2 separate regions of the Homo sapiens genome follow, and region 2 is linked to region 1. Evidence: read pairs that join two places in POLR2A ChIA-PET (ENCODE). Cell type or tissue: MCF 10A. All regions are shown on one strand. Each heading gives the region's core, and the rest is flanking DNA. Links, peaks and the distances in the headings are about the cores only.

Region 1 (9,748 bases), core at 2,945-7,944:
GCTGAAGATATCTGGGGAGAAGCTAGAGAGCCACAAAGCAGAGTGAATGAGCCTGAGAACTGAAGGAAGCTACATTCCCAACCCTGCCGCCCCTGCCCAGTCCCCCAGCCTTCCAGCCACTGCTTACCGAATAGTCTGCAGGCAGGTCCAGGATACTGTACACCACATCTTTAACTCTCGGTTCTGGTCAGCACCAGTAATAAGGAACCTCCAGAAAGGGACACTGCAAGGCAACAAGGCAGTGAGTGACTGGCTGGGGCCCCTGCTGGGAGCCATGGTCCAGCCCACCACCCACTAGGCTGCCCACTCACTCACTCAGGGTCTTGTTTCTTATGGTTGTCACAGAACAGGAGGCAGGAGAGGGGCCGCCCATCATGAGGTTTCCACTCGTGCAGACACCTGCAGGTAGGCAGATGAGGGGCCTGAGTGAGTGGTCGGGTGGGCTACCTCGGGAGGATCCTGGTCCCTGAGGCCCTGCCTTACCTTGGCTCATCTTGCCCCTCAATGTAGATCTGCCAGAACTTGACATAGCCATCGTGGCTCGCAGTAGCCAGCACAGTCCCATCAGGAGAGAGGGCTCCTTCACTGAGGCACTAGAAAGAACCCAAAAAGCTTTGCTGACTAGAGGTGAGAACAAGCCCCTCCCAAGTGAGGATGGCAATGAGCTGGGCTGACTCACGGTGGGACTGGCATGCTTGTGTGACTGACTAAATGAACAGGGTTCCTAGAGAAGGCCAGACCTGCAGGGTGCTGCTAGATAAGGAGAAAGCTGCACAGGTGAGGGCCAATTTGAGCTCAGAGTCCCCACGGGCAGAATGCTAGTAAAGCTGCCCGGGCAGCTGTGGATATAGGGAACAGAAGATGGATATGAGGAAGTGGGGAGGGCAGGGGAGGCAGGCAGTCACAGGCTTACCGTGCTATGACCTTTTACCACAATGAAGCCCTGCTTGATCTGGCTAACATCCACAGGCCAGGTACTGTGGCTGGAGCGGAGCATGTCCAGGTCCCACACCTCAGCCTGGAAGGCACAGGGAGGTGAGTGTGCAGCCCAACCCCACACTATGGCTTCTCTGGCGCCTCTTCGCCATGTCAGCCCCCTCACCCGGTCTTCATGCAGCAGGGCCACTGTTGGGCTGCTCTCCTCACAGCAGTCTTCGCTCTCCTCAGGGATGAAGGGGCACCAGATGATCCTGCGAAAGTGGTTCAGTGGCGTGCCCTCTGGCTGCCGAATATGGACCAAGATCTCTTCTCTGAGCAGGGTGTTAAGGGCTAGATAGATGAATGAAGAGGCGTGACACCCCAGCTCCGCCCACCCTTCTTCAGTCCCACCACCCACAGGAAGGAATGGATACTGAATTTTGCCATTAACCAGAGCCAAGCGCCACACGAACAGGTTGCCTGCCTCATCCAGGCAGGCCAGCTGTGGAGAGTTGAGGTGCGCGAAAGCCAGATCAGCCACACTGCCTGTGAAGCCCTTGAGCAAGGTCCGCTCCGAAGTGCTGACGCTGATCACCCGCACCATGGCAGAGCCATTGTTGGCAGCTGGAATCAGGAGAGCAGTGGACCATGAATACGTATCCAGGCTCAGGCAGTAGCAGAGAAGCGCTGCCCCACCTGTCTCCCTGCCACCACCAGAGTCTCAAGCTTGGTTTTCCCACCCAGCTCCCCAAGAGGCAGCATGGACAAACCTTCCATTGTACCCCTAAGGCCTGAGTGGCCTGATGTTGGAACTGGCTCTGTGGGACATCCAGCAGAACATTCCTTCCTCCTCACTGTCTTTACTCACCCCGAATGGCATAGGCCAAGAAGGAGTTAGACACAGCAATCAGGTTGCCATAGTAGTACTTCTGTTCCCAGTCATACTTGGCGACAGGCTGAATTTTCACCTGAGAACCCAGGGTGAGAAAAGTCATGGAACTTCCCCAGAGCCTAGGTGGCCCCCAACATCCCTGGGGATGGGAGAGGACACAGATGCAAGTCCAGCTACCCACTGTTACCTCCTGGAGCCAGACTCCCACAGAGGCTTGGCACCCAGCCCTGGCTTCCTGAAACTGGGAAAGTGTCAAGGTGGTCCCCATAGGAACTGGCAGCATGAGGGAGACTGGAAAGGCTGGGTGTGCCCCCGTACATTATATATGCCACAGCATCCCAGTACCTACCTTGTTGCTTCCCCGGGCCTTGCTTGAAATGCTAGAGTCACTGCTAGCCACAATCTCCACCTCCTTGGCCAAAATCCCAATGCAGGTGGAGCTATCATCTCCTGAGAGACAGCTGTGGGGAAGAGTGCAAAAACTTTGCCTCTTGTTCACCCAAAGGCTCAGCGGGCAGGGTTGGGAGGAAGCGAGGACATAGCCAGACTGGGGAAGGTATCTAGTCCAATGTCAGCTTCGCCTGGTCCACTGGCCCCAGACCCACAGCTCTGCTTGCTCATCTCCTTCCTTGGGAATGAGCCTACTTTCATTCTAAACCAGGTATCCAGGCCAAACCCCTGAGCTTGTCCTTGCCTCTCATCCTAGTGCAAGCTCAAGCTCCACCCCAGGTCATCTAGAGAGGAAGCAGCAGAGGCTGCTGGCCCCGCTCACTCCCCATCTCATGCCTTCAGCTAGCAGACACCCCAAATACACCATCACCACTATTGTCGTCTCCTAGGTACTCACATGACCTGCTTCTCTTGCAGGTTAATGGGTGGCATGGTCCGAAGACCAGTCTTGTTTGCTGAGGTACTATCACCTGAGCAGAGCGGGTCTGGGACCAGAAGTCCATTGAGGTCCCCATTGTAGGCACTGGATGGCCGTGGGCTCTCTGCACTGGGGCCTGGGGACAAAGAGGGTCATTCTGATAAGGTTGCTCGACCTGCCCACAAGCCTCTCCCCTTTCAGAGTTTCCTTCAAGAACTATGAGGTGCTCTAGGAACACTCAACTGAGCAAAGCATGTCCATGAGGAGGAGGGCCCTGTGTTCATCTCTCGTTCCATAAACACTGATGTAGGCAGGACCAAGGATGAGCATGAGGCTCTTCTACCTGGGGGAGGGGTACAAGCCATCAAGGACCCTTTGAGGGCAGTGAATACTCAGGTCTGGGTCACTACAGAAGAACTCTGTGGACTGAGTGAGGGCATAGGAGGGGTCAGGAAAGACTTTATACAGCAGTTAGTGTGACCAGAACACACAAACACAGGAAGGATGGAGTGAAAACAAAGCTACAGAGGCATCAGGTATGATGCCGTGGCACTTAGACTCTCCCTGTGGGCCATGAGAACCATAAAGAGTTTCAAAAGGGAAGGTGATGTGGTCAGTTCTGGCCAGTGGGAAGATTACTCTAAGATAGCATGCAGAATGGTTGAGAATCTGGGTGAGAGAGATCAAGGCCTAGACCAATGTAGTGTCAGAGTTTGGAGAGAAGATGGGCTCCTAAGGCATGGAAGGGCACTGGTAAGATGTGGAAGGGGCTGCCCCACACAGAAATGGCTCAGAAGAAGCTATCTTGGGCAAGTAAACACAGAAGGCAGGGACATAAAGGAGCTGGACCAAAAGGAGAGAAACTATGGGGCAGCGTGTGGAGTAAGGAAAGACAGCATTTCAGTTCTTTGCAACTGGCTGGGTTTCAAACACTCTCATAGGCTCAGACACCATTTCCAAAATCCCCAGGTGGCAAGGAGCCTAGGGCTCCACATTCAGAACATAGCAAGTTTCCAGTCACAACAGTCTTTGAATTATTTTGGCGCGATCTCGGCTCATGGCAACCTCTACCCCCTGGGTTCAAGGGATTCTCCTGCATCAGCCTCCCAAGTAGCTGGGATTACAGCTCACCTAATTTTTATATTTTTAGTAGAGATAAGGTTTCACCATGTTAAGAAACCATGTTGGCCAGGCTGGTCTCGAACTCCTGGCCTCAAGCAATCCACCCACCTCGGCCTCCCAAAGTGCTGGGATTACAGGTGTGAGCCACCGCGCCCAGTCCTCAATAGTCTGAGTTCTGACCTGGTCGTCCAGTGAGAGGAGACAAGAAAGAGCTGCTTGGCAAACAAGGGAATCAAGTGCCAATCAATAAACAAAGTAGTTATAAGGAAAGCCTCCAGGCCACTTCATTCAGATCAGAGCCACTTTAGCTGCTCAGGGACAAGCTGACAACTCTCCCTTCCATGAAGGGTACCATGAGGACAACCAAAAAGCAGGCTCAGGCTGTACATGGTTGGCCATGCCAGGCTCTACCAAATCTCTGCGGAGTCTAGTCTACAAAGCAGCTGAGCAGCAGGAGAGGTCCACGCCCAACTCATGAGTAAAGAGGGCACACACTCCAGGCCTGGGACAAAGGGCCGAGTGGTCTCAGGCAGCAGATGGATTTTCTGAAAGTAGGGGTTAGTTGAATCCACCCCTAGTGAGCACCAGTGCCTGCTTCCAGAAGCAGCCAGTCTGGGCCTCCCAGCAGGTGTAAGAACAAGATCTGAGGAAACACAATTCTCCACTGTACGCCCACACCATCATCACCGGCCACTTCAGAGATCCCTAAACCTGTCAGTAAACTAGTGCCTGCACACGTGCTATTTCCTCTTCCTAATAGGTGGCTTCTCCATAGGTGCCTTGGGTGCCTTTCCTGACACCCAAGCCCCTGTTCACATTACAAGACCTAGCCCAGTCTCCCCTCTCAGACCTGCACTCTGCACTCACCAGCCTCCACCCTTCCCACGCCCATCACAGTATCGAGACACTCCTTTCTTTCAATGACAACAGTATATTACAACCCTGTTAGCTGTGTCTTGGGGAATCTTTGGGGGCAAGACTAGTTCTGAGGTATCATTAAGAGCCAAAGCGAAATATGAATGAATGGGAACCAATTAGGGCTTGCAGATATTTGTAGCATAATTCAGTCAGGGTGGTGCGGTCTGTGATTTGCCTTCATCCCAGAAAGAACACGGAATTGAGACTGGACACCTTCCTCCTGGAAATCAGTTTCAGAACGGGAGGCCTGGAGTCTTTATTCCAGAGAGAAGGGCAAGTTATGGAGGGGGACCGGCAGCTCTTCAGCATCGCGCTTAAGCCTGGGCCCAGAATTCCATATACGGAGCCCAGACCAGGCCTCTGAACCATGGAGAAAGGGAAGAGGAGCTAGGCCAGTCCCAGGAACACTAGAGACCTCGGGGCCAGGAAACCAGAGGGCCCCAGCGGATTCAGAGAAGGCGCCTCACCTTCAACCGAGACGCTGAAGGACAAGGCAGAACAGCCTGAGGACAAGATAGGGAGGGGTCACACCCAGGGGTCTGCGCCCTTCGAGGGGCACAGTCAATCCCCGTCCACCCTTACCCGCCGGGAGGATCCAGAGCTAGTCCTAAGGGAGCTGTGGGCCCCAATGGCGGTTCAGACGCGCGCCGCCCTTTTGTCAGCTCGCCTGGGGCCCACCCCCGCAACCCCCGCTCACCGCCCGCGGGCCGGTCCAGCTTGAGGATGTCCCGCAGGTGCTGCGTGGCGTCCTCGATGTCGATGCTCGCGCAGGAGGCCATGGGCCCTGCGGCGGGCGCCCCGCCCGCACCGCGTTCGTTCCGCCGCCGCCGCGCACCACGCACCCTCGCTCACCCGCCACGGGGCGAGACAGCGGGACGCCGGTCACTACACAGTCCACCCGCAGTTCGCAAACCGCCACCCGCGCAGCGTCGCTGAGCCCCGCCAACCCCACCAACCGCCTCCACTTCCGGCACCCACGAGCCGAGGCTCCCGGAACCTGCCAGGGCCGGAGAAGAAAGGTTCCGGGCTGGGGGCGGAAGCCTAAACCCCTCCCGCAGCCAGTCCCCCTCGGCGGCCCCGCCCCTGTGTCCGCGAGGTCAGGAAAGTCCCACGGGGCTGAAGTAAGCGTCCACGCACTGGGCCACCTAAAGCCCTACTCGACTCAGAAGGCGCCAGGTCCCTGCCCACTCCCAGAGCATGGACTCCGATGGTCCTGGGACGGGGTCAACTTAGCCGCCCATGCTAAGGTCCCTCAGACCCCCAGAATATGCTGAATTGGCAGGTGCCTCAGGTTCCCTTTGGGAATGGGTCGGAATAACTCAAGGCCTGAGGCTACCCTCGAGGTCATAAAACTCAGGAATTGCAAGAGCAGGGGAGATGATCCCACTACAATGACCAGTCATTGTTCCCTACTGTCCCCCAGCATCCCCTTGTCCCACCTGGCACCCTCAGGTTGGAAGAAAGAAACCACAGTTTACAAATTCTTCTTTATTGCAGACAGTTCAGGCACAGGTACATGGAAGAAGCCGTATTGCAGATTTTACACAAGGTGGTTTGAGGCAGCAGGCACCTACCTCTTCCCCACCCCCACTTCCCCAAATACACATCAGCCTAGAGATCATTCCCACTGAAATCTCCTGAGCATGCTGTCCTCTCAAACAGCACACCATCCAGCCCTGTGCCCAATGTCACCAGGCAATCTGTGGGATCTGAGGAGGTCCTTAGCCTCCACCCGTAGTGGGACAGGGGAAGGGTATCCTTTTACATGTCAGATTTAGCTGTGGTGTCCTTACCAATCCTAAAACCCTTAACAGGGCACTGACCCAAATCTTGGGTTTGGTTCTAGCCTATGGTTGCTACATTGCCACTAGGTTTATACCATCCAGAAGTCTGTGGGACAAGGGGCTAGATTTGTACTGGGCAAGGCCTTTGTCCCCAAAATGGAGAAGCAGAAACTGCCCTAATAGCTAAGACTCCCCGGAATTGGAAGATAGCATGAAGTCTGTATGCTGAGGAAGGAAGTGGAGAGAGGCCTGGCAATGTCCTGCAGCAGTCTGAGGGGTGAGGACTCCTAAAGCATGAGTCCCTCACAGACTGCCTCCTTCCACAGCTCCTGACCTATACTCCAACACAACTGGGCCTGGCTCTGTGGGCAGTGGAGGCTGGCTCTTCGGGTTACCTGCCTTTGGGTAAAGATATCCAAAGCAGATGGGACAGGAGCTGAGCTGCCCTCTGCCTGGCTTGGTGTATGTGGGGCATCCTGGATATGATCCTGATCCTTCTGGGGATAGAGCAGGCCCCTCCCTTGATACTGCTGACAACTCAGCCCGGAGGGCCTGAACGTGATGAGCCATTTTGCCAAGGCCTCTCCAGCTTCAACAGGATTCAGGATCATCTCTCCTGCTACTAGGGCCCTGAACCTACCCAGAGCAGAAGTCACAGGAGGTATCAGAACTGACTGCACAGGCTTCAGTGAGAGAAGCTTCAGGCCAGACCTGAGCTCTTCCTGCCTGCTTTCCAAAGACCAGTCGCCCTGTGGAGTGGGAGAGAACTGCCCTACACGGCTTCTGAGAGGCTAGCTGGGAGTGCTGCTTCAGCAGTTTCTCCCTGCAACAGGTATTCAGAGTTGGGGCAGAAGTGGGAGGGTGAAACATGAGAGAGACAACGGGTCTGGGTAGCTTCTGATGCCCAGCCAACTAGTAAACTAATTAAAACAATTTAAACTGTTAAGAAAATTTTTGTGGTTTTATTGTATCATGAGGCATTGAAACATCTGAACAAATCAATGTCTGGGCGGTGAGGCAGCTGCTTTCTCCTTCACTTCTTTGGGTTACTAGAGCAACTTGTCAGTAGATTAAAAAAAAAAAAAAAAAAAAAAGGACAACCTTTTGCATTACTTAAGTCTTTCCAAGGCATGCGCTGGTACAACACAAACTTCTCCCGTCAGATGCAACTAGTCTAGCATCCAAACATCATGCACAACACCTCAGTGGCAGCAGCGCACTGCGCCCACTCCCACCGCGGCCCTGCTCATTTGTGCATGATATTTGGAGCATCTGGAGGAGTGGGAATAGTATTGGGAAGAGGAGGGAGGAGGAAACAGCGTGAGTGCCTAGCTGAGAGGAGGTCAGCCAAAGTTGTGCAGGGCGAGCCTGAACATGTCATTGGTGCAAACCCAAGCATCGTTGATGTTCTTTAATAGGAACATCTGGTGGAACCCCATGATGGGGTCTTCATCCGCCTATGAGGAGAGAAAAGAGGATTCAGTAAGGGGATCAAGAAACAGGAAGGGAATTCAGTGGTAGGAGAAGAGGGCAAAAAAATGTTGACTTTAGGATCAGGCCCTACTGTCCTGAACTCAAATCCCAGTGTAGCCAAGGGGTACTTGTGAATGTGAATTGATGTAATGTATGAAACAATGCCCTGGGCACATGTAGGCCAACAATCAGCCACGCCTATGTGTGCTATGTGTGCTTAAACTGCACAATAATTCACCCTTAGCTACAGCAAAAGAGCAGAGGATGTACCTGCCTCCAAGCACATATCTCCAGACACAAGTGATCACAATTTTGAAACGAATCCCATAGTATTTACCAAGTAACTTATAGAGTATCAAAAAAACTGCAAACAATCTTGAAAACATAGGTTCACTATCCAATGATGTTTCCTGTCATGTAATAAACAGTATTTGAGATGAAAAAAAAGGGCAAGAAACCTGCAGCCAAACTGCAGAAAACTAGGATGAGACCTAGTTGAAATAGGAGCCTAGCTAACCAGCACTGTCTCTAACATCACCTGCTTTCTGGGAATTATCGTCATCAAGGAGGCAAATCAGTTGTTTGGGAGCTCCAAATTGGACAGAATCACCAGGAAGAACCTGAAGCCGGTGGGAAGCAGCAGTGTTTACTACCTTTGCCTGAGAAAGTGAACAATGAGCTCCCTACAGAGACCTCCTGAATTCTGTGCCTCTTCAGGCACAGGCACTGAGCAGGACATCCTGAACAGGCAGGAGAAACTGACAGGAAAGTCCAGGCCAGAAAGCAGGTGCCTCTGCGTCCACTGCAGAGGCCCACAGGACCACCTACACACCCACTCTGGACTCAGGAAGCCCTGTCCCGGCTAGCCTAGAGAAAGAGAGCATGTGACCATGTTATTGTAAGACACAAGCCCAGGCCGAGGGGCAGCCAATTTGTCCTGCTATTTTTGGGAAGAAGGGTGTTTTTGTAAACAGAATCTGGCTTTATTTATTTATTTAGAGACAGAGTTTCACTCTTGTTGCCCAGGCTAGAGTGCAATGGTGCAATCTCAGCTCACCGCAACCTCTGCCTCCCAGGTTCAAGCGATTCTCCTGCCGCAGCCTCCCGTGTAGATGGGATTACAGGCATGTGCCACCATGCCTGGCTAATTTTGTATTTTTAGTAGAGACAGGGTTTCTCCATGTTGGTCAGGCTGGTCTCAAACTCCTGACCTCAGGTAATCTGCCTGCCTCGGCCTCCCAAAGTGCTGGGATTACAGGCGTGAGCCACCGCGCCCAGCCCAGAATCTGACTTTAATATGCTGAAGCACAACAGGTCCTTGGAGAGTTCTTGGGGGGTCTGAGGGACCACAGGAAGTCTCTGAGAATAATAGGTCTTGAGAAGGAGGAAGGAAAATGCAAAGAGAAATAGGTGGCTCACGCCTATAATCCCAGCACTTTGGGAGGCCGAGGCAGGTGGATCACCTGAGGTCAGGAGTTCAAGACCAGCCTGGCCAACATAGTGAAACCCTGTCTCTACTAAAAATACAAAAAATTATCTGGGTGTGGTGGCGGGCAGCTGTAATCCCAGCTACTTGGGAAGCTGAGGCTGGAGAATTGCTTGAACTCGGAAGGCAGAAGTGTAGTGAGCTGAGATTGTGCCACTGCATTCCAGCCTAAGCAACAAGAGTGAGACTCCGTCTCAAAAAAAAAAAAAAAAAGAAATAGGAGTTCCAGGAATCTGCTTTGCTCAGCAGGCAAGGAGCCAGCAGCCAGCCTGAGGAGTGGTAGCAAG
Region 2 (9,748 bases), core at 1,689-6,688, 94 kb after region 1:
ACCATCTTGGCTAGGCTGGTCTTGAACTCCTGACCTTGTGATCCACCTGCCTTGGCCTCCCAAAGTGCTGGGATTATAGGCGTGAGCCACCGCACTCAGCCTGATGTCTTCTTAGTGGCTTTTTGATTGCTGTTCCAGGGTCTTCCTCATCTTGGGTTTGCATCTGGGCACTGCACATTTACAATGTGCACAGACATTTTTCTGTGAAGAATTGAAGTCTAGGTCAAAGCTGGGAAGGAGCTTAGGAGCCTTTGGTTTAACCTTTCCTCCTCTAATAAGGAACCTGATATGTGGGTTGAAATCTAAGACCCATAGTCTTGAATTAGGCTGGAGTGTCTGAGACCAGCCTTTTAGAGTCAAGGGTGTTGTGTTTGGAGCCCTGCTGTGAAGTGTTCTTGTCACCTCAGAACTCTTCAGGAGGCAGGAGGGGAAGTCAGACTTGTTGCCAAAGGGGTTCTCTGTGCAGGGTTCTCAAACTTGTTATCAGGACTGGGTGGTAGAGTACAGTAAAGGGGTCGTCTCCTTCCCGTGGCCTTGTACATATCTGGGAGGTGTGAGAGTCAGGTGGCCCTGGTTTCTAAAGTTCTGTCCTCTGTCCACCACCAGGCCTGCCTGGGTCGCAGAAGAAACTCTAGTCAGTTGGAGCTGTGCCAAATCTGTCTCACTGCAGCAGGGTCTCCTGCGTGTGTGCTCTGTGCCCAGCTTGGGACATACTAGGTGCCATGTGAGCCGGAACCTCAGGGCCTCTGCTCAGCAAGGATTTTGACTGTTTCTGAAGCTGTACTGTTGTGATGCAGCCTCTGCCCTTCTGTCAAGACTCGGGGTGCTAGGTGGACCAAGGAGCTGACTGTGAAAGCCACGTTCCCTAATGTGTCCCCCATCACTGAAATGTCCTGGGGTGATCCAGAGAGAGTCTGATGAGTGAGAGCCAAAAACCTCTGCAGTATGTAGCCATTACTCTTAAAAGTGGCTTTTAAGAGATGGCTCTTAAAAGTGGCTTTTAAGAGATGGCTCTTAAAAGTGGCTTTTAAGAGATGGCTCTTAAAAGTGGCTTTTAAGAGATGGCTCTTAAAAGTGGCTTTTAAGAGATGGCTCTTAAAAGTGATTTTTGGCCCAGCACGGTGGCTTATGCCTGTAATCCCAGCACTTTGGGAAGCCGAGCTGGGCGGATTACATGAGGTCAGGAGTTGACCAGCCTGGCCAACATATAGTGAAACCCCATCTCTACTGAAAAATACAAAAATTAGCTGGGTGTGGTAGCGCACGCCTTGTAGTCCCAGCTACTTGGGAAGTTGATGCAGGAGAATTGCCTGAACCTGGGAGGCAGAGGTTGCAGTGAGCCAAGATCGCGGCACTGCACTCCAGCCTGGGTGACAGAGCAAGACTTCGTCTCTAAAAAAATAATAAAATAAAATAAAATATAAAATAAAATAATTGGCTGGGTACGGTGGCTCACACTTGTAATCCAAGCATTTTGGGAGGCCAAGGCAGGCTGATCGCTTGAGCTCAGGGGTTCAAGACTAGCCTAGGCAACAGGGCAAATCCCCATCTCTAAACTACCCAGGTGTGGTGGCACTCACCTATGGTCCCAGCTATTCAGGGGGCTGATGTGGGAGGATGGCTTGAGCCTGGGAGGCAGAGGTTGCAGTGAGCAAGGTCTCACCATTGCACTCCAGCTTGGGAGACAGAGTGAGACCCTGTCTCAAATAAAAACTAAAAATAGAAATTAAAATTTAAAAATTGTAAAAAGTAATTTGTGTTAGTTGTAGAAAATCTGGAAAAGCAAAGAGAAAAAGGAATCCAAGAGGACTGGACTGTGCTTGCAGCTCTCCACATGACTGCAGGGTTTCAGCAGACTTGAGCTCGGGTGGCAGGGCTGGGTGGACCCCCTTGCTCGGGTGGCAGCATGGACCCCCTGCCAGTTGCAGTGGATAGTGGGAGCTTCTGGGTGGATTTGTGAGTGTGGACACCTGTGGGCCTTTGCTGCCTGCTTCCAGGTGCGGTTGCTTCTTCTCTATCTTGTGTTCTGGTGGATCTCGACTCCACTTGTCCCAAGCAGTGCCTATTTGCTGCCCTCTTCTCTCTTGAGCTAGATAGGGCAGAATAGCTGTTCTCGTATCTCCACCTTGCATTGTGGTTTTGGCAGGCAACGGTAGGAACTGAGAAGTTACAGGCCTACTCATGGCCTCACTGCCACGAAGAGCTTGTCTGTTGCCTCTCTGTGCTTCCTGTCTCACCTCTCTGGCATGATATTTCTTCTCCACTTTGCTGCCATATAGAAGAAAGGAGTAAATCAGATGGCTTTACCTTACTTTCACCTGTGTCATAGCGTAAATAATTCCCTCTCCCCAGCTCCTGAAATATATCCTGCAGTTAGAAAAGAAGGCCCTGGTAGAGAAGTGTTGGGAGCTAAGCTGCTCTATCTATTCTAGTCACCTGCTCCGGGAGTAAAAGCCCTTGTTGCCGCCCTCCCTCCCAGGCTGACCCAGGCAGGTTGTATCTGTGAGTGTTTCTAGCATAGCCTGGCCCATTACCAACAAGGAAGCAAATATTCACCTCCTTTCTCCTTGGTAATCTCAAGTAAACAGGTGTTTGTTTTAGATGTCCTGAGATCCAGGCCTTCCAGAATGGCCTCATTTCCTTACCAGATCCTGATGCTGGAAGATCCTCCAGTGTATGAATGAATGGACAAAGTGGGGTTGTCCCATCATCCACCTTCAGCCTCCGGCACTGCGCTCAGGTGCTCGTTTGTCTGATCCTGTTGAATGGCTGCTTTGGGGGCTCTCCAGCCTCAAGGTAATAGCTGATAAAGCAGGCTCTGAGAGCACATGGGACATGCCAGTGGGCATGTGTTGAACTCAGTGGCAGAGGTGAGATTGGAGTCTAGGATTGTAAACTGTGTTTGCTCCTTGGAGCTGTGTTCTGAGATGTGTGTGCGTGGCATCAATGCCAGGGCTAGAGAGCACAGCTGGAGAATGGCTGCTGCTAACTCTGACTGAGCACTTTGGCTCCAGTATTTCCAAGTGGGTCTCAGAGAATTGACCTTTCCTTGGTGCCTGGTTGTGCTGGGCAGTGTCTTGGGCTTCTCTAGCTCCTCCCCCACCCAATAAATTAACTGTGTTCTAAAGAGCACTTGCCTGTCTCCACATCATCCCACTGCTCCTGTCCCACCCTTGTCATCTTCCATGGGAATGACTCTGGAAGTGTCCAGTTTTGGTTCTTCAATCCATTTTTCAAATATCAGCTGTTTGATCAGCTGTACCCTTTCTTTTTTTTAGAGACAGAGGTGGTCTTGTTATGTTGTCTAGGCTGGTCTTGCACTCCTGGCTTCCAATGATCTTCCCGCCTTGGCCTCCCAAGTAGCTGGGATTATAGGCTGAAGCCACCATCCCCAGCTTAGCCCCTTCTGTGGCTTCCCATTTACCTCTCATGAAGTTCAGACTCCTTAAGCTAGCATGCAGGCTGTGCATGCACAGCCCATTTCCAGATCCAGCTGTCTGTCTTTCTAGGTCTGCCCAGACTGTAACCCAGTCATACTAAACTTCTCTTAGTTCCCCAACCACGTGGCTGCTTTCTTGCCTCTATGCCTTTTCACATTCTGCTGTGTTTTTTTGTTTGTTTGTTTGTTTTTTGAGACGGAGTCTAGCTTTGTTGCCAGGCTGGAGTGCAATGGCGCAATCTCGGCTCACTGCATTCTCCGCCTCCCGGGTTCAAGTGATTGTCCTGCCTCAGCCTCACGAGTAGCTGGGACTACAGGCACCCGCCACCACGCCCGGCTAATTTTTTTATTTTTAGTAGAGATGGGGTTTCACTATGTTGGCCAGGATAGTCTGGATCTCTTGACCTCGTGATCCACCTGCCTTGGCCTCCCAAAGTGCTGGGATTACTGGCGTGAGCCACCGTGCCTGGCCCACATTCTGCTGTTTTTGAGTGGACCATGATCCTCTTTCTCCTGTCATTTACTTTACCAGGCCTTGGCTCAGCCTTCACTTCCTGAGGGAATTCCCCATTTTGAGTCAGCACACCTTGACTCTCTGGCTTGCCCTGACTTGACATTAGAACTGTTGGAGGGCAAGGATTGAGCCCAGGCCCCCACCCTTATGTCCCCAGCATCATACTGGGTACAGGGCATTTTTGTTGATGACATGAATGACTGGAAGAACCTCTATGAAAAGAAATTTATCACACCTGTTTTTACTGAATTACTCAACGTTAGCAAGGACCCAAGAGCTCCTAATAACTCAGCCATATTCAGGTGCCTGCAGAGATCAATAGAGGAAGGGTAGTGTCAGTGGCCTCCTATGGGGATTCTTCCTGTTCCATAGATGCAAAGATACTGCAGTATGTGTACAGGAGAATGAGTTTGAGGTTTTTGTTATGCCCTTTCCTTATTTATTTTTGTCTCATTCTTGGCAGCTCAAAGGGTACAAAGTGGTATCTCGCTGTGTTTTTTTTTTTTTTTCTTTGAGACAAGGTCTGGCTCTGTCACCCAGGCTGGAGTGCAGTAGTGCCATCTCGGCTCACTGCAACCTCCACCCACCCCAGGCTCAAGCCATCCTCCCACCTCAGCCTCCTGAGTAGCTGGGACTACAGGTGTGCACTACCATGTCTGGTTAATTTTTGTATTTTTGGTGGAAACAGGGTTTCACCATTTTGCCCAGGCTGATCTCGAACTCCTGGTCTCAAACAATCAGCCCTCCTTGGCCTCCCAAAGTGCTGGGATTACAGGCATGAGCCACTGCGCCCAGACTATTTTTATTTTATTTTTATTTTGAGACAGTGTCTCACTTTGTCACCCAGGCTCTGGAGTGCAATGGCGGGAGGCACTGCAGCCTCAACTTCCTGGGCCTCAAGCTGTGCTCCCATCTCAGCCTCTCAAGTAGCTGAGACTACAGAAAAGCACCACCACGCCCAGCTGATTTTTATATTTTTTGTAGAGATGGGGTTTTGCCATGTTGCTCAGGCTGGTCTTGAACTCCTGAGCTCAAGCAGTCCATCTGCCTCGGCCTCCCAAAGTGCTAGGATTATAGGCATGAGCCACTGTGCCTGCCCTCACTGTAGTTTTGATTTGCATTTCCGTAACGATAGTGATGGTGAGCATCTTTTCAGGTGCTTGCTGGCCACATGTACACCTTCTTTAGGGAAACATCTCAAGGCCTTTGCCACTCTCATTTTTTAGAGATGGGGTTTTGCTGTGTCGCCCAGGCTAGTCCCAAACTCCTGGGCTCAAGCGATCCTCCTGCCTCAGCCTCCCACATTGCTGGAACTACAGGTGCACATCACCATTCCTAGCTAAAAGTTTTAAAGTTTGATGAAGTTTACTTTATCTATGTTTTCTCTTGTTGCCTGTGCTTTTGTCCAAGAAATTATTGCCAAATCCAATGTCATGAAGCTTGCTATGTCTTTTCCTGAGAGTTGAAGTTTTAGCTCTTATGATTAGGTCTTTGATCCATTTTGAGTTGATTTTTATATATGGTGTAATATAAGCAAAAAACTTCTTTTTTTTTTTATTTTAGACAGAGTTTCGCTCTTGGTGCCTGGGCTGGAGTGCAGTGGCGCGATCTTGGCTTACTGCAACCTCCGCCTCCTGGGTTCAAGCGATTCTCCTGCTTCAGCCTCTCAAGTAGCTGTGATTACAGGCATGCGCCACTATGCCCAGCTAGTTTTGTATTTTTAGTAGCGACGGGGTTTCTCCACATAGGTCAGGCTGGTCTTGAACTCCCGACCTCAGGTGATCCACCCACTTTGGCCTCCTGAAGTGCTGGGATTACAGGCGTGAGCCACCGCACCTGGCCAAACTTTGTTCTTTTGTTTGTGATTATCCAGATGTCCCAGCGTTATTTGTTGAAAAAACTGTCATTTCCCCATCTAATGGTCTTAGCATCCTTGTTGAAATCAGTTGACTATACATGTGAGGGTTTATTTCTGGGATCTCTATTCTATTCCTTGGACTGTAGGTCTGTCTTTATGCGAGTCTTAAACTGATTTATTATTGTAGCTTTGTAGTAAGTTTTGAAATCAGAAAGTGTAAGCCCTCCAACTTTGTTCTTTTTAAGATTGTTTTGACTGTTTCTGTCCCTTGAGATTCCATATGGATTTTTCTATTTCTGTGGAAAACATCATTGGGATTTTGATAGGGATGGCCTTGAATCTGTATATCACTTTGGGTAGTATTGACATCTTAACAATAGTGAGTCTTCTAATCAGTGAACAGAGGATGTCTTTCCATTTATTTGTGTCTGTAATTTCCTTCATCAACATTTTATAGTTTTTAGTGTCTTTAGCCTCCTTGGTTAAGTTTTTTTACTTTTTTTTTCGTTTTGTTTTGAGATGGAGTCTCGCTTTGTCGCCCAGGCTGGAGTGCAGTGGCGCGATCTCGGCTCACTGCAAGCTCAGCCTCCTGGGTTCACGCCATTCTCCTGCCTCAGCCTCCCCCGTAGCTGGGACTACAGGCCCCCGCCACCATGCCCGGCTAAATTTTTGTATTTTTAGTAGAGACGGGGTTTTACCATGTTAGTCAGGATGGTCTCAATCTCCTGACCTTGTGATCTGCCCGCCTCAGCCTCCCAAAGTGCTGGGATTATAGGCGTGAGCCACCGCGCCCAGCCTACTTTATTTACTTTTAAGTATTTTTTTTCTTTTTTTTGGGTGGGGGACGGAGTTTCGCTCTTGTACCCCAGGCTAGAGTGCAATGCTGCGGTATTGGCTCACTGCAACTTCCACCTCCCGGGTTCCTGCAATTCTCCTGCCTCAGCCTCCCGAATAGCTGGGATTACAGGCATGCACCACCACGCCCGGCTAATTTTTGTATTTTTAGTAGAGATGGGTTTTCACCATGTTGGTCAGGCTGGTCTTGAACTCCTGACCTCGTGATCCACCTGCCTCAGCCTCCTAAAGTGCTAGGATTACAGGCGTGAGCCACCGTGCCCAGCTTAAGTATTTTATTCTTTTGATGCTATTGGAAATGGAATTGTTTTCTCAATTTTTTTTTGATTGTTCATTATAAGTGTGTAGCAATACAACTGAAAAGTGAGAAATAGAGTAACTTATTAGTTCTTTTTTTTTTTCTTTTTCTTTTTCTTTTTTTTTTTGAGACAAAGTCTTGCTCTGTCACCCAGGCTGGAGTGCAGTGGCTCGATCTCAGCTTATTGCCACTTCTGCCCCCAGGTTCATGTGATTCTCCTGCCTTGGCCTCCCAAGTAGCTGGGATTACAGGTGCCCACCACCACGCCCGGCTAATTTTTGTATTTTTAACAGAGACAGGGTTTCACCATGTTGGCCAGGCTGATCTTGAACTCCTGACCTCAGGTGATCTGCCTGTCTTAGCTCCCAAAGTGCTGGGATTACAGGCATGAGCCACCACACCTGGCCAATTCTTTTTTTTTTTTTTTTTTTTTTTTTGAGATGGAGTCCGTGTCTGTTGTCCGGGCTGGAGTGCAGTGGCCTGATCTCAGCTCAAAGCAACCTCTGTCTCCCAGGTTTAAGCGATTCTCCTGCCTCACCCTCCCAAGTAGCTGGGTTTACAGCCATGTTCCACCACACCCGGCTAATTTTTTTGTATTTTATTAGAGATTGGTTTTTACCATGTTGGTCAGGCTGGTCTTGAACCTCCTGACCTCAGGTGATCCGCCGACCTCAGCCTCCCAAAGTGCTGGGATTACAGGTGTGAGCTACCACACCCAGCCCTGCATCTGGCCAATTCTAATTTTTTTTTTTTTGAGATGGAGTCTTGCTCTGTCTCTCAGGCTGGAGTGCAGTGGTGTGATCTCGGCTCACTGCAAGCTCCGCCTCCCAGGTTCATGCCATTCTCCTGCCTCAGCCTCCTGAGTAGCTGGGACTACAGGCACCCACCACCATGCCTGGCTAATTTTTTGTATTTTTAGTAGAGACGGGGTTTCACCGTGTTGGCCAGGATGGTCTTGATCTCCTGACCTTGTGATCCGCTCGCCTGGGCCTCCCAAAGAGCTGGGATTACAGGTGTGAGCCACCGCGCCCGGCAAGTTTTTTGTTTTGTGCAATCTTTAGAGTTTCCCTTTCTTTTCTTTCCAGTTTTTTTTTTTTTTTTTTTTTTTAGACGGAGTCTCACTCTGTCACCCAGTGGCACAATCTTGCTTACTGCAGTCTTGATCTCCTGGGCTCAGGTGATCTTCCCACCTCAGTCTTCTAAGCAGCTGGAATTACAGGTGCACTTCACCATGCCCACCTAATTTTTTGTAGAGACAGGATATTGCCGTGTTGCCTAGGCTGGTCTCGAACTCTTGGGCTCAAGCGATCTTCCTGCTTCAGCCTCCCAAAGTTCTGGGATTACAGGCATGAGCCACCACACCTGGCAAGGTTTTCTACGTATGGGAACATGTCATCTGTGAACAGAGATAGTTTTCCTTTCCAATTTGGATGCCTTTCATTCCTTTTTCTTGTCTGATTGCATCATCTAGAACTCCCAATACTGTCTTGAATAGAAGTGGTGAAAGCAGGCATCTTAGATGAAAGGCTTTCAGTCTTCCACCATTGAGTATGATGTTAGCTGTGGGGTTTTTTTAAATTTATTTTTCGAAGCGGAGTCTCTCTTTGTCACCCAGACTGGAATGCAGTGGCCTGATCTTGGCTCACTGCAACCTCGGCCTCTAGGGTTCAAGCGATTCTCCTGCTTCAGCTCCCTGGTAGCTGGGATTACAGGCGTGTGCCACCACACCCTGCTAATTTTTGTATTTTTAGTAGAGACGGTGTTTCACCATGTTGGCCAGGCTGGTCTCGAACTCCTGACCTCAAGTGATCCACCCGCCTCAGCCTCCCAAGATGCTGGGATTACAGGTGTGAGCCACTGTGCCCAGCCAGGTTTTTCATATATGACCTTTGTTGTGTTAAGGTAGTTTCCTTTTATTCCTACTTTCTTGAGTGTTATTGACATGTAATTTAACATGCTATACAAGTCACCATTTAAAGTGTACAATTCGTGTTTTTTAGTGTATTCACAGGGTCTGCTTTGTTTCTCTCAGATTGGTTGGATGATAGTCTTTAAGTTTATGAAGAGTTTCTGGAAGATAGAAGAGTGCATCTTTTGGTAGCTTTAAAACACCATGCTTTTGGAAAAGACTTAATGTCACCCAGTATTTGAAGAGTGGGGGCTTATTCGCCTTGAACCCTGACTCAGCTGTGACCTCATTGGAATATGCAACCTGGGCTCCTGTGGGGCTGCTCCCTGTGTCATTGACACCTAGAGGTGGAATGGTGCCCAAATGTGGGTGTCAGCTTCCTCTGGCTGCTCTCCCCTTAGACAGTCCACTCAGATTCTCAAGTCGAGGCAGGGGTTTGTACAGAGGCTCCCGAGCCATCCACTAATAAACACCATCTTACCTGTGGAGCAGAGTCTGTAGGAAGGTGTTGAGGGCTAGCTGCTGGAGAAGGGAGAGGCGTCTCCTGTGGGGAGGCCTAAGCAAGTTGTGTTTTGAGCACAGGTGCTTTAGTGATTCCCCATTCCCATAGAATGTTGTGGAACCAGAGCCCTGTTGCAGCGACCAAGCATAACTCTTCTTGAGTGACCTTTGACCTCCCCGTTTGCACATGTGCTCCAAACATAAACCCTTACCTAGTGTCAGGAAGCCTATGTGCTGGGGATGGGATGACATGTGGTGTTGGGCATAGCCCCAGGCCCCTCTGAACAGGGCATGGTGAGTGGCTGTTGTCTAAATCAGGGAAAGCCCTGACTGTTGCACTTGTGCCTGTTGGACTGCTGACTGCAGGGCAGCTG

What was found. Peaks named below come from ENCODE experiments on the same cell type or tissue, not always from the same donor. Only the 100,000 strongest peaks of a DNase experiment are listed, where the experiment ranks them.
Region 2: POLR2A ChIA-PET joins it to region 1 with 5 read pairs; 4 of 35 experiments call an interaction of 5 or more read pairs at or near these places.

Annotation. Positions count from the first base shown.
Region 1 is chr16:67,869,011-67,878,758 of GRCh38, reverse strand. NUTF2 (nuclear transport factor 2) reads right to left here. Exons shown (of 5, transcript NM_005796.3): 5 at 6,192-7,959. The coding sequence ends at 7,846. It overlaps EDC4 (enhancer of mRNA decapping 4), which reads right to left and starts at 5,707. Exons shown (of 29, transcript NM_014329.5): 1 at 5,416-5,707; 2 at 2,658-2,814; 3 at 2,160-2,271; 4 at 1,787-1,886; 5 at 1,353-1,542; 6 at 1,103-1,250; 7 at 914-1,018; 8 at 484-593; 9 at 316-399; 10 at 128-223; 11 at 1-22. The coding sequence starts at 5,497. RefSeq lists an enhancer at 4,991-5,491 and a silencer at 5,385-5,594. In MCF 10A, for the core only: no CTCF peak of the experiment used is centred there; a DNase peak (open chromatin) is centred at 5,738.
Region 2 is chr16:67,774,115-67,783,862 of GRCh38, reverse strand. All of the region lies in intron 2 of RANBP10 (RAN binding protein 10), which reads left to right. Among named protein-coding and RNA genes, the nearest start is that of RANBP10, 28 kb to the left of the region's middle. RefSeq lists an enhancer at 2,254-2,403. In MCF 10A, for the core only: no CTCF peak of the experiment used is centred there; a DNase peak (open chromatin) is centred at 4,012.